2 separate regions of the Homo sapiens genome follow, and region 2 is linked to region 1. Evidence: chromatin loops called from intact Hi-C (ENCODE). Cell type or tissue: natural killer cell. All regions are shown on one strand. Links, peaks and the distances in the headings refer to the core of each region. The heading gives the core; the rest is flanking DNA.

The links. Peaks named below come from ENCODE experiments on the same cell type or tissue, not always from the same donor. Only the 100,000 strongest peaks of a DNase experiment are listed, where the experiment ranks them.
Region 2: it touches region 1 in a loop (2.8-fold over the local background); 19 of 110 quality-filtered maps call a loop at or near these places.

Annotation. Positions count from the first base shown.
Region 1 is chr6:111,713,325-111,718,703 of GRCh38, forward strand. FYN (FYN proto-oncogene, Src family tyrosine kinase) reads right to left here. Exons shown (of 14, transcript NM_002037.5): 5 at 1,023-1,119. Among named protein-coding and RNA genes, the nearest start is that of TRAF3IP2, 110 kb to the left of the region's middle. In natural killer cell, for the core only: no CTCF peak of the experiment used is centred there; DNase peaks (open chromatin) are centred at 1,287 and 2,277; H3K27ac peaks cover 2,839 bases.
Region 2 is chr6:111,771,766-111,777,144 of GRCh38, forward strand. All of the region lies in intron 3 of FYN (FYN proto-oncogene, Src family tyrosine kinase), which reads right to left. Among named protein-coding and RNA genes, the nearest start is that of FYN, 99 kb to the right of the region's middle. RefSeq lists a silencer at 5,118-5,177. In natural killer cell, for the core only: no CTCF peak of the experiment used is centred there; a DNase peak (open chromatin) is centred at 2,200; H3K27ac peaks cover 3,690 bases.

The DNA.
Region 1 (5,379 bases), core at 276-5,275:
CTGGCATATCCTTCTGGGAAAGCTGAGGAGCCTGGCTCCAAGTCCTTCTGCCAACATGGAATCTGATTTGCTCAGAGAGCAGAGGAGAAGCAACCAGACTTGGTGGCATAGAAGAACTTCCTGGTGTGCCCCTCAGCCCCTGGGTGGCATTCTTTCCCAACCACCGGGAGCACTCATAGGGACGCTGGAGATGCCTGGCTTGCTGATGTGGAACCCCACCCCCCCACACTTTCTTCAGAACCTAGATTTTTTTCTGAAGGGCCTCATCCACATACACTGCCTCAATCTAATAGAGGCAGTATTTATAAACCCTAAGAAAATCTGACCCGTGTTTACTCTTCTTATGGAGGTACTGAATGTAGGATTTGAAAAGTGAGTGATCCTCACTCTTGAAATCTCCCCACTGCTTGTTTAACTGTTGTTCCTCCTGGCCAACATTAAACAACCATGCAGCATATTCATTCAAGAGTGGGTAAAATCACTTCTTCTAGCTCCAAAAGATTCCAGTCACTCCCAAATTTTTGTTATAGGGAAACGCCTCCACAGGCTTCACCAAAGAAATGTTTAGCAGTTTATAAAATAAAGAACTTGTTGCAAGCCTCAAGTGAGGGCTTAGCTAGTGTAACATCTGAAATGTGAAGAAAATCTCAAGGCAGAGAGCACGAAACGTGGGTAGCCAAGGCTTGTGCCAATCACTTGAAACTGTAGGTTTGTAGAAACACTCAGGGCTGTGGAGAGCGATGCTGGTGATTTTACAACCTTTAAACCTAAACCAAAACCAATAAACATGGACTGTGCTAGTATTTTTGGTACTCTCCAAAAATCTCCTTGGACACACAGTGCCATAAAATACTGCACTGTGTCACTGACTCTTCTTTTTCTCAAAGTATATTGTTGTAAACCAGTGAATTTAGCAAATGTTCTTTTAGCATTTCAGACATCTGAAGAGATGCAGACCAGAAATGCAAGACCCCTTCCCAACCTGAAAGGTATACATGCTTCTCCTCCCTCTCCAAACTTACGAGCTGTTCAATATTTGAAATTTTTCTCCTTTGTGAAAACTCAGGTCATCTTCTGTCCGTGCTTCATAGTCATAAAGGGCCACAAAGAGTGTCACTCCTGCCGAAACGAAATTCACAAGAAGGGAGATTATTACACAAGGGGAAATTAATTCCAAGAAATTAAATCTTCACTAAAATCTCATTCTCACAATCTACATCTAGCCAGCACTAATAACATGATGAAGTGTTGTAATTAACGTGTCAAAACCACAGTCACAGGGCTGTGTTTATGCCTTGGTCTTTGTAGGGGAAGCCTTACTGTATCTGAAAGAAACCTAGACCTGAAGGGCTTCTTTCTGTAATAGCTTTTAATGAGGGCTGAGGAGCAGGGAAATATTAAAATTGCATCCCAAACAAAAGGGCAGCGTCAGCGTCAGGGTTCAGGTTTGCAGGGCTCTGCAGCAGTTACTGACATCCTTTGCTGGTCGTATCTTCTCCTCCACTTGGAGCCTATGTTAGTTTCTGGGTAAAATGCACCACCCTTTCTCCTGGTAAAACAGTAACATAGAACGTAATAGGAAATGCCTCCTGCAGCTTGGGGAAATTTAGAGAAGACCGTTTCTGTAATATTCACCCCAATTAGAGGATGTACTGCCCTTGGCATCTGCAGTTCATTTTGCAGTTTTGTGCTGCTCGCCCCACTGCTGAAAATGGAACCCTCTCCCTTGTCCTCCCCCTACCTTGAACTCACCTCTCCTCACACTGTCTTGTAGCACTCACTCTTCCTCACACCCACCCTATGTCCTCTCATCTGGCTCTCTAGAGAGGCCCTTCCTGGTTTACAGAAGTTTGCTAGCAGCAGCAGAGAATATCCAGTGTCATTTGGCCTAGGATTTCCTCCATATAATTAGGCATAATTCTTTTTTTTTTTTCAAATAGAGACGGGGGTCTCACTATGTTGCCCAGGCTGGTCTCGAATTCCTGGGTGCAAGTGATCCCCCTGGCTTGGCCTCCCAAAGTGCTGGGATTATAGGTGTGACCTACTGTGCCCAACCCAACAGGCATAATTCTAGCATAGTCCCCAGTGACTCCTGCCTCCTAGTATTCAGTCTCGTGCAAGCCCCTCCCCTTGAGTGTGGGCTGGATCTAACGACTTGCTTCTACTCAACAGAATGTGCAGTCCCTTAAGTGACTAGGCTTCAAAAGATGGTGACTTCCGTCTTTCTAGCAGACTCTCTCTATTGCCACTTCAGCTTGTGTACTTTGATGAAGCAAGGCGCCATGCTGGTGAGGCCCATGTGACCAAGAACTGAGGGTGGCCTCTGGCCAACAGCCAGCGAGGCACCGAATCCTGCCAGCACTACATGAGTTTGGAAGCAGATCATTCTCAGCTAAACTGTGAGATGACTATAGCCCAGCCAACGTACCTTGATTACAGCCTGTGAGAGATTCTGAAGGACCGAACTGACCATTCGCAGATTCCTGACCCACAGAAACTGTAAATTTAGGTTTTATAATTTTAATTGATGTATGGACACACATAAACAAAAAAGCATGAAGGAAGATTTGGATCCAAGCGGTGCCACACTTTATGTCATCACTACAAGTGTTCAAGTGTAAAGAAAACCAGTTTTGAAACTATGAAATTCCTGATTCATAAATACACAGTTATTTCTATTTTAGTACATATAAGATAATACACTGTTATTAAAGCTCTTTTATTAAGGCAATTGCATATGTCTTAAAAGCAATGGTAAATTAAGTTGCCTTCCAAAACTGTGTACTTGTCTGGTCAGCTGTGTATGATCAGTTATCTACCTCAGAGTCTATTTTCTTTTGTGCTGGGACAGGTTGCTGGCCCTCCCTGTTTCCACAGCCCAAATCCTCCTAGCTCAGAAGCTAGGGCTAAGCAGTTATTTCTTTTGAGTATTTTTTAGTTCTTACATTTTATGCTTGTATTTGATGATAAATGTCAGTGACATTTCATAGTTTCCAAAGTCCTGGCTGCTCTGAGAAGTGTAGATTCTAGTGAAAATTACATAGTCATAAGATAAATTTGTTTTTGTTTTATTTTTTAAAAGTCACGGTATCACTGGTTCTATGCTCCCTGGAATATTACTGCTTTGTGAAAGCCCAGGCTGAACGCAGCACCCTCTGTGTACCTAGTACAGTTATAAACCTGGGTCTCCCACTAGTTGATACTTCTGCATTAGTTAAGGCAGAAATTTGATAGTTTGGTTAGAGGGGAGGGGAAATCTGTTGCCAGAAATGTCTAACTAAGTGCCATACTCGTCTGGGTAAGATTTGGGAAACATAACCTCTGTATATTAAAAAAAAAATTAGTTAAACATCATATAGTAGATAGCCATTAAATTATAAAAAAAATTATGAAGAAAGATCTTTTGTACCCGATTGAAAAAAAGAGATATAGAGATATCTATATGATCAAGAGAGTTAATTTTTTTTTTTTTTTTTTGAGATGGAGTTTCACTCTTGTCGCCCAGGCTGGAGTGCAGTGGCATAATCTCAGCTCACTGCAACCTCCGCCTCCCGGGTTCAAGTGATTCTCCTGCCTCAGCCTCCCGAGTAGCTGAGATTACAGGTGCCTGCCACCATGCCCAGCTAATTTTTTGTATTTTTAGTAGAGACGGGGTTTCACCATGTTGGGCAGGCTGGTCTTGAACTCCTGACATCGTGATCTGCCTGCCTCAGCCTCCCAAAGTGCTGGGATTACAGGTGTAAGCCACTGCGCCTGGCCGAGATTTAATTTTTTATTTTTGTTTTACTAGTGCCACAGACTTGCCAGTGGTAACTTATTTACCCCATTCAAGATAACTCTGTAGTTTTCTTTCCTAGGACTTGTTGTTAAACGTCAAAAGACATTTTTGAGCTGTATGTTTGATCAGACTGTTAGCTTTTCTGTTTTATTTCTTTTAAGAACCTCTGAATAAAAAACATCTGAAATTGAAAAAAAAAAGAAATTAAATGTGTTTTGTTTTAAGCTGCTAAGTTTTGTGGCAATTTGTTATACAGCAGTTGATAACTAATAGTAGTTCCCTGCAGTCTGCCTTTTCATTCTGGTCTCTCTGCACTTCAGAGTGCCTGCTATGACCTACAGAAATGACAGGGAGCCCACTTTTTTTTTTTTCTTTTGAGATGGAGATTCACTCTTGTTGCCCAAGCTGGAGTGCAATGGCGTGATCTCGGCTCACTGCAGCCTCCGCCTCCCGGGTTTAAGCACTTCTCCTGCCTCAGCCTCCCGAGTAGCTGGGATTACAGGCGCCCACCACCACGCCTGGCTAATTTTTTGTATTTTTTAGTAGAGACGGGGTTTCGCCATGTTGGCCAGGATGGTCTCAAACTCCTGCGCTCAAGTGATCCACCCACCTCAGCCTTCCAAAGTGCTGGGATTACAGGCATGAGCTACTGCACCCGGCCAGAGTCCACCTTTTTTACCAAGCTGCCAATTTGCTGTGTAGGTAGTTCCAAGGGAAGAAATGTGTCATGGCACTATTCAAGGACCACAGAGAAGAGTGGGGCTTGTCTTTCTGCCCCATCCCAAGTGGGACTTTCCTCAGGAGAGTTAGCATTCAGAGGTCTGACCATGCAAAGCTAGGCTCATTTGGCAACTTTCCTTCTTTCCTTAGATTTCTTTGAAAGGTAAGAAAAGAGATTGGCTTAAAACAAAAATGTGGGTGCCCGTAAGGTCATGCCTATTCTTATTTAACACTCCATGACCAGATTCCCTTCTTTAAAAACAATTTAAAAATGAAGCCAAGCCAGCCCCACTGTGTGGAAGGCAAGGCACATGAAGACCAGCACCCCACTCTCTCCTTGCATCAGCTGACAAGTTCTCACTGAGGGCTTTTATGTTCCATGTTCCAGGAGCTGAGGGGAGAATCAAAGGAGGTTACAGAGAAACACAGACGTTGTTCTTGGCCTTACAGGACTGAAGGCAGTATTGGGAGAAAGGACATGCATATATATTAAAACCAAATAACTCAAGGCAGAAAAATCTGCCAACATTTGGGAGTACTGTGTTTTAACTTTCAAATTTTATAAGGGATCAGGTAGCCTCTTAAACAAAGACTCCTCCTGACTACGGTGGAGACCCACATGCTCAACACAAGTGGCCCTCTCTAGTGACTTTAATGAATGATACCTGCAGACCCAGGGGTCCATATCCAGCACTCGTGAATGAATGAACAAGGACAATGGCTGTGTCAGTAGAATTAACAGTCTGGGCTGGCAAAGCCCTTATGCTTCTCACGGTAGGCACAAGGATGGGGGTTGTGTTTGCCTCTTTTTTTCTCCTGCATCATCAGAAGACAGATGGCCTTAGACTGCCTGTCTGTGTCTCTTCAGGCACCTTTGGGAA
Region 2 (5,379 bases), core at 236-5,235, 58 kb after region 1:
TCCCGGTTTCCAGTCAGGCATGGCTCGTCTGAGGTCCAGCAGTACCTGCCCTTTAGAGGTGCATAGCTTGTGCTTCTCCAGCTGCAGTCTCCTGGCTGACTTTCCTTGTTTAGGGACCTACTCAGTCAGGCAGGCACTTGTGGCCTGAGGCAAGAACTGTAGTAGTGGGGGCAGGGATGGGGGGCATGGCCAGAAGGGATGAGAGGGAACATGGAATTGTTGAAAAATCCTAGCTCTAAACCTGACAGATATGGCTTGATCTTACTCTCCCATAGAGTCTGGGTGACCTTGGGCAAGTCACTTCACTAGTCTAAGCTGTAATGTGGGAAGAAAGTGAAAAATGTTCTACACATGAGGAGCCTGTGTGGTACCTAGCATGTAGTAAATGCTTTGCTAAAGTTATTCCTTCTTAACCCAAGGGCAAGAAAAAAAAATGTTTAGCCTAATCACAGCAAAATCCAGGTGACCATCAAGGAAATGGCTAGAAAACCATCACTGCAAAAATATGAAGGCCCAGGTCATACACTACGAATAATTCAGGAAGAGAAAGGAAAGAGTAAAAAATATCAGACAATATTCCAAAGTAATAACTGAATCAGGTGAGGATTATCCATGGTTACTCAAGCCACTGGATGAAAGGAAGGCTGGAGCAGGATGTTCACAAATGACCCATGTATCAGACTACAGATGATTTATTAACTCAAGGTGCACCTTGACATTGGTTAGGTCTGGTTACCATCTTACCCAAGAGATGAAACCTAGCACTGAGGATGGTGGAACAAGGTGACTTCTTCTGCTCCCTGATGTGATATAATATCAGGTGCATGACATCATTTATAAAGTATTCTTGGCAAAAGATGTTTAACCTCCACTTAATAACAAGCCTCTAGATCTAACCAATTTTAGGAAGAGAAGAGCATGCTAAACAATGCTGTGAAGAAGCAGACAAGCCCAGAGTGTAAGGCACTGTATAGCACAGCGAACTTGAACTTTTCAAAAAGTCATTGTTTAAAGTTATATAATGAATGAAGGAAAAGTTATCAACCAAATTCATCAAGTGTATTTGATCAGTTACAGATTTTGGGGTGGGGGCGGGGAGGTAAGTTATAAAATATTATTTGGGACTGTATTGTTGAAATTTGAATATGAATTGAATATTAGATAATATAAAATTATTATTAAATTTTTAAGATGTGGAAATAGTACTATAGTATGGTTATATAAAAGAATGTCCTTATTCTTAGGGGACGGGTGGTGAAATATTTAGAGGTAAAGTGTCAAGATGTTTGGTACTTTTAAATGGTTCAGCAAAATTTTATATAATATGTATAATTTATATATATAATTAGAAGAGGGAATAAAGCAAATGCTGCAAATGTAGAACAAATGGTGAATTTAGGCAGAGGACATAAAGTGTTTGTTTTACAATTCTCCCAACCAGCAAGTTTGAAATTTGTTTTATAATTCTCCCAACCAGCAAGTTTGAAATTTTCCAAAATAAAAAGTTGGGAAAGAAACTGGGAGAGAAAGAGAGGGAGGGAGGGAAAGAGGGGAGGGGGAGGGAGAGGGAAAGGGAGAGGGAGAGGGAAAGGGAGAGGGAGAGGCAGAGGAGGAGGGGGGGAGGGGGAGGGAGGGAGGGAGGGGGTAGAGTGAGCGGGAGAGGGAGAGGGAAAGGGAGAGAGGGAGAGGGAGAGAGTGGGAAAGGGAAAACGAGAGGGAGAGGGAGAGGGAGAGCGGGGGAGGGAGAGCGGGTGAGAGAGAGGGGGAGAGGGAGAGGGAGAGGGAGACGCAGAGGAGGGAGAGGGAGAGGGGGAGGGGGAGGGAAAGGGAAAGGGAGAGAGGGGGAGGGAGAGAGGGGGAAAGGAGAGGGGGAGGGGGAGGGAGAGGGGAAGAGGGAAAAGGAGAGGGAGAGGGAGAAATACAAAACAGGAAAGGAAAAAAAGATGAGATAATATCACTACTCCTTCTCTCCCTCTTTTAGAATCCCTTCAACATCTATATTCAGGTCAGTTGCCCTGGGTTCCTTTTCATTCAATATGGTTTTATTTTTACCAATTTAATAAATTTCATTGTGTGCTCATCAAACTGATGTAGCCACTGTCTCAGCTCCCTTACTGGCTGACATCAAAACTAAACTTTAAACAAAACTCCAACAGCTCCTGTAAGGGTTCACCAGATAGGTATGACGTTTAAGATAACAAATCAAAAACTTCTGAAATCAACACCCAATTTGCTATCACGATGGTTTTTAAGTCAGGTGGATGCGAGGCTGTGGGCCGAGCATCCTACTGGGCTCTCATCTTTTCCAAAGACAGTACTCTCTCTCACACCTGCACTGGACACTGATAGAGATAGGACAGGTACAATATAACATGCTGGCTAGCCAGGCCACTGGGGTTTTAGAGAGCCTGTTTCCATATGGAGTGGGCCATGCCTGAGTTCTGATGCCTGGGGCAGCAATCGCATGACCTGCAGAATAGCCACTCTGGATTCAACTTTCAGGGACTGAGAGCTCCCAATGAAGTGGAAATTAATTCTGTGATGCCTTTAACACAGAGAGGGCTATAAAGGATCTGGATTCAGATAGTGCGGGTGTGCACCTGGCTCTACTGCATTCTAGTACAACCTCAGAGCAGTGTTTCTCCATAGGGGTGCTATGAACACTGTGTTAGGGACAGCTCTTCACTGGGCAGGACTGTTCAAGGCACTGCAGGACATTTACCATCCCTGCCCCACTTTCTCTTGCATCATGTGCCAATGGCACCTCCCAGTCTTTGTGAGGACAACAACAAACCCCTCCCCATCCCCCCCACACACTCCCAAATGCCTCCTGCCTTAGACATCAGCTAAATTATCTGAGCCTCCAACTGGTGATAACATTGCACTGCCTAGGAAGTGGTTTGGGAAGATCAAATGTGCTGCAGCTTTTTCCCCCCCTACTTATTAAGGGGATGGAGTCCCCTTAATTTTTGAGATGCAGTCTCACTCTGTCACCCAGGCTGGAGTGCAGTGACGTGATCTCGCCTCACTGCAACCTCCACCTCCCAGGTTCAAGTGACTCTCCTGCCTCAGCCTCCTGAGTAGCTGGAATTATAGGCGTGTGCCACCACATCCGGCTAACTTTTGCATTTTTAGTAGAGATGGGGTTTCGCCATGTTGGCCAGGCTGGACTCGAACTCCTGACCTCAAGTGACCCACCTGCCTTAGCCTCCCAAAGTGCTGGGATTACAGGTATGCGCCACTGCACCCAGCTAGCTGTTTACAAACTTAAATGAGCTATGCCTACGATACCCTAATATGCATCTGCACAAGCAGCCTGCCATCAGAGGAAAGGCTGTGGGGTGGGACCAACCACCTGGATCCCAGGTGGGAACTATTACAGTCTTATCTCTCTAGTCATGCACTAGAATATGTGACAGCTACTTGTTCTGAAAATGTTCCCCTTAATAAGTGGGAAATTTTGGTTTATAAGTGTTGCTACAGATAAAAACTACAGCATAGTGTGAATTTTAGAGTGAAAGCAGATGGCAAATACTTGGGTGATTGTAGCAGAGGAGCAGGATGGCCTCCCGCAAAGCAACTTCAAGGAATCTGGTTTAGAATGTTGCCAGAACTAACCTGGAACGAAAATGATACTTTTCTTAGTGAGCAAGTGATACAATGACTGTGGAAATTACTTTAAGAACCAAGGTTACACAGTAACACAGAAGTTGACACCCTACCCTCCTATGCACAGGGCTGATTTTCAAAATGATGTGCTTTAGGGATCTGTTCTTTAAATATGTAAGTGACGCTTATGGAAGGGAATCAGTCTTAAAGGCGGGGCCAGACTGCTGCATACAACCTCAAATGGAACTGTAAGCCCTGAAGAAAAGCTGAGAATGGAGACTGGAACAGGGATTCTCACAATTTCGTGTGCATAAGCACCGCCTGGAGAGGCTGTTAAGAATAAAGTCACACACCCACCACAGGGATTCTGTCTGATTCTACCAGTCTGGGGTAGGCCAGGATCTGTGCGTTTAATGAGCTCTTAGGCCAGTTCTGAGGAAGGGGCCCACAGGCTGCTCAGGGAGTCTCAGGGACACCTCTCCAGAGGGCTCTCTGGTGGGATTCTCCGCCTTTAACTCTCCCCATGGGATATTCTTGCTCTCATGTTATGGCCTTCATGACTCAGAATTTAGGTAAAAGCATTTCTCCAGCCCCTAGGTCTGGTTGGATTTTGGGTTACAAAATTGTCCATTTTCACTCTTCATCTCAGCTTCTCCTCCCCCTGTACACACATTGTGTAAATAAGAAGCTAATTTTATTTTGCAGACCAGACAGCAAGTTCTGACCTCTCCTTGAAGGCCAAAAGTCTCAGGTATTAACAGAGAAGTTAATAGGTAGAGTGGGTGAAAGGCACAGTCTTAAAGAACAAAAGTAAAAGCAGATACCTACCCTGGGTCACAAGCCAACAGCAAAGGCATGGAAATGGCCCCTGAGGATCACCCAGGGGTTGGAGTGGAGCAGGGGCAGTGCTGGCTGGGACACAAGGGGTTGCAAATGGATAGTTTTCCCACAGATACTTACATAAAAATATCTAGTGCCAACACGGTGTTTTTATCACCTCCCTCAACTCTGTTTATTAGTCAGTGTTGCTGAATGCCTCCAAATCCCATTCATCTTAAAAACAGTAGACTGATAAAATCTCTGTTATCTCTGGACTTGGCCATCTGAAATGAGATCTTTTATCTTCCATTTCTCTGGCTTTCCAGAATACATTTTCATAGCATTCTTGCAAAAGAAAAGACTATCAGAAAAAGAAAAATGAAGGGTAGTAAAGTTGAGAGAATATTACACCACAGCTTTTGGTAAGAAAATATTTATGTCCACAAGCACACACCACACCCTTTCTGGGAAGATATTACTGGCCTAGAAGCCGGGTGAGTGCATCCCAAAATATACTTCACAAAAAGCACCATTACCCTCCCAAAATAGGCCCTATAATTAGGTAAAGTCTTTTGCAGTGGGTTGTCCTATATCATAAATTGACATATGTTGCTTTAATCTCCCTGCTTCAGCAAATGTAGCCATATTAGGCTACAAAAGCTCTCAGCGACTCACATGTAAACCAGATTGTGGTGTCACTAGCAAACTGATGCAAATAAACAGCTCTGTGTACCAAAATACTCAATCTCAATCATCTGTAATGAGATCTCTCTCCTCCCTAAGCACATTTTCATCACACCAGAACCGCCTTGATTCAAAAAGAAAGACTAGCCCAGACTGAAATACCGTTTAATCTTAGAGGTCATCAAATGACTAACACATCTGAAGAAGCTGGGGTTAAAATTTAAAATACGAGACAATCTCTTTGTGTAAATGCTGGGATCATGTTGT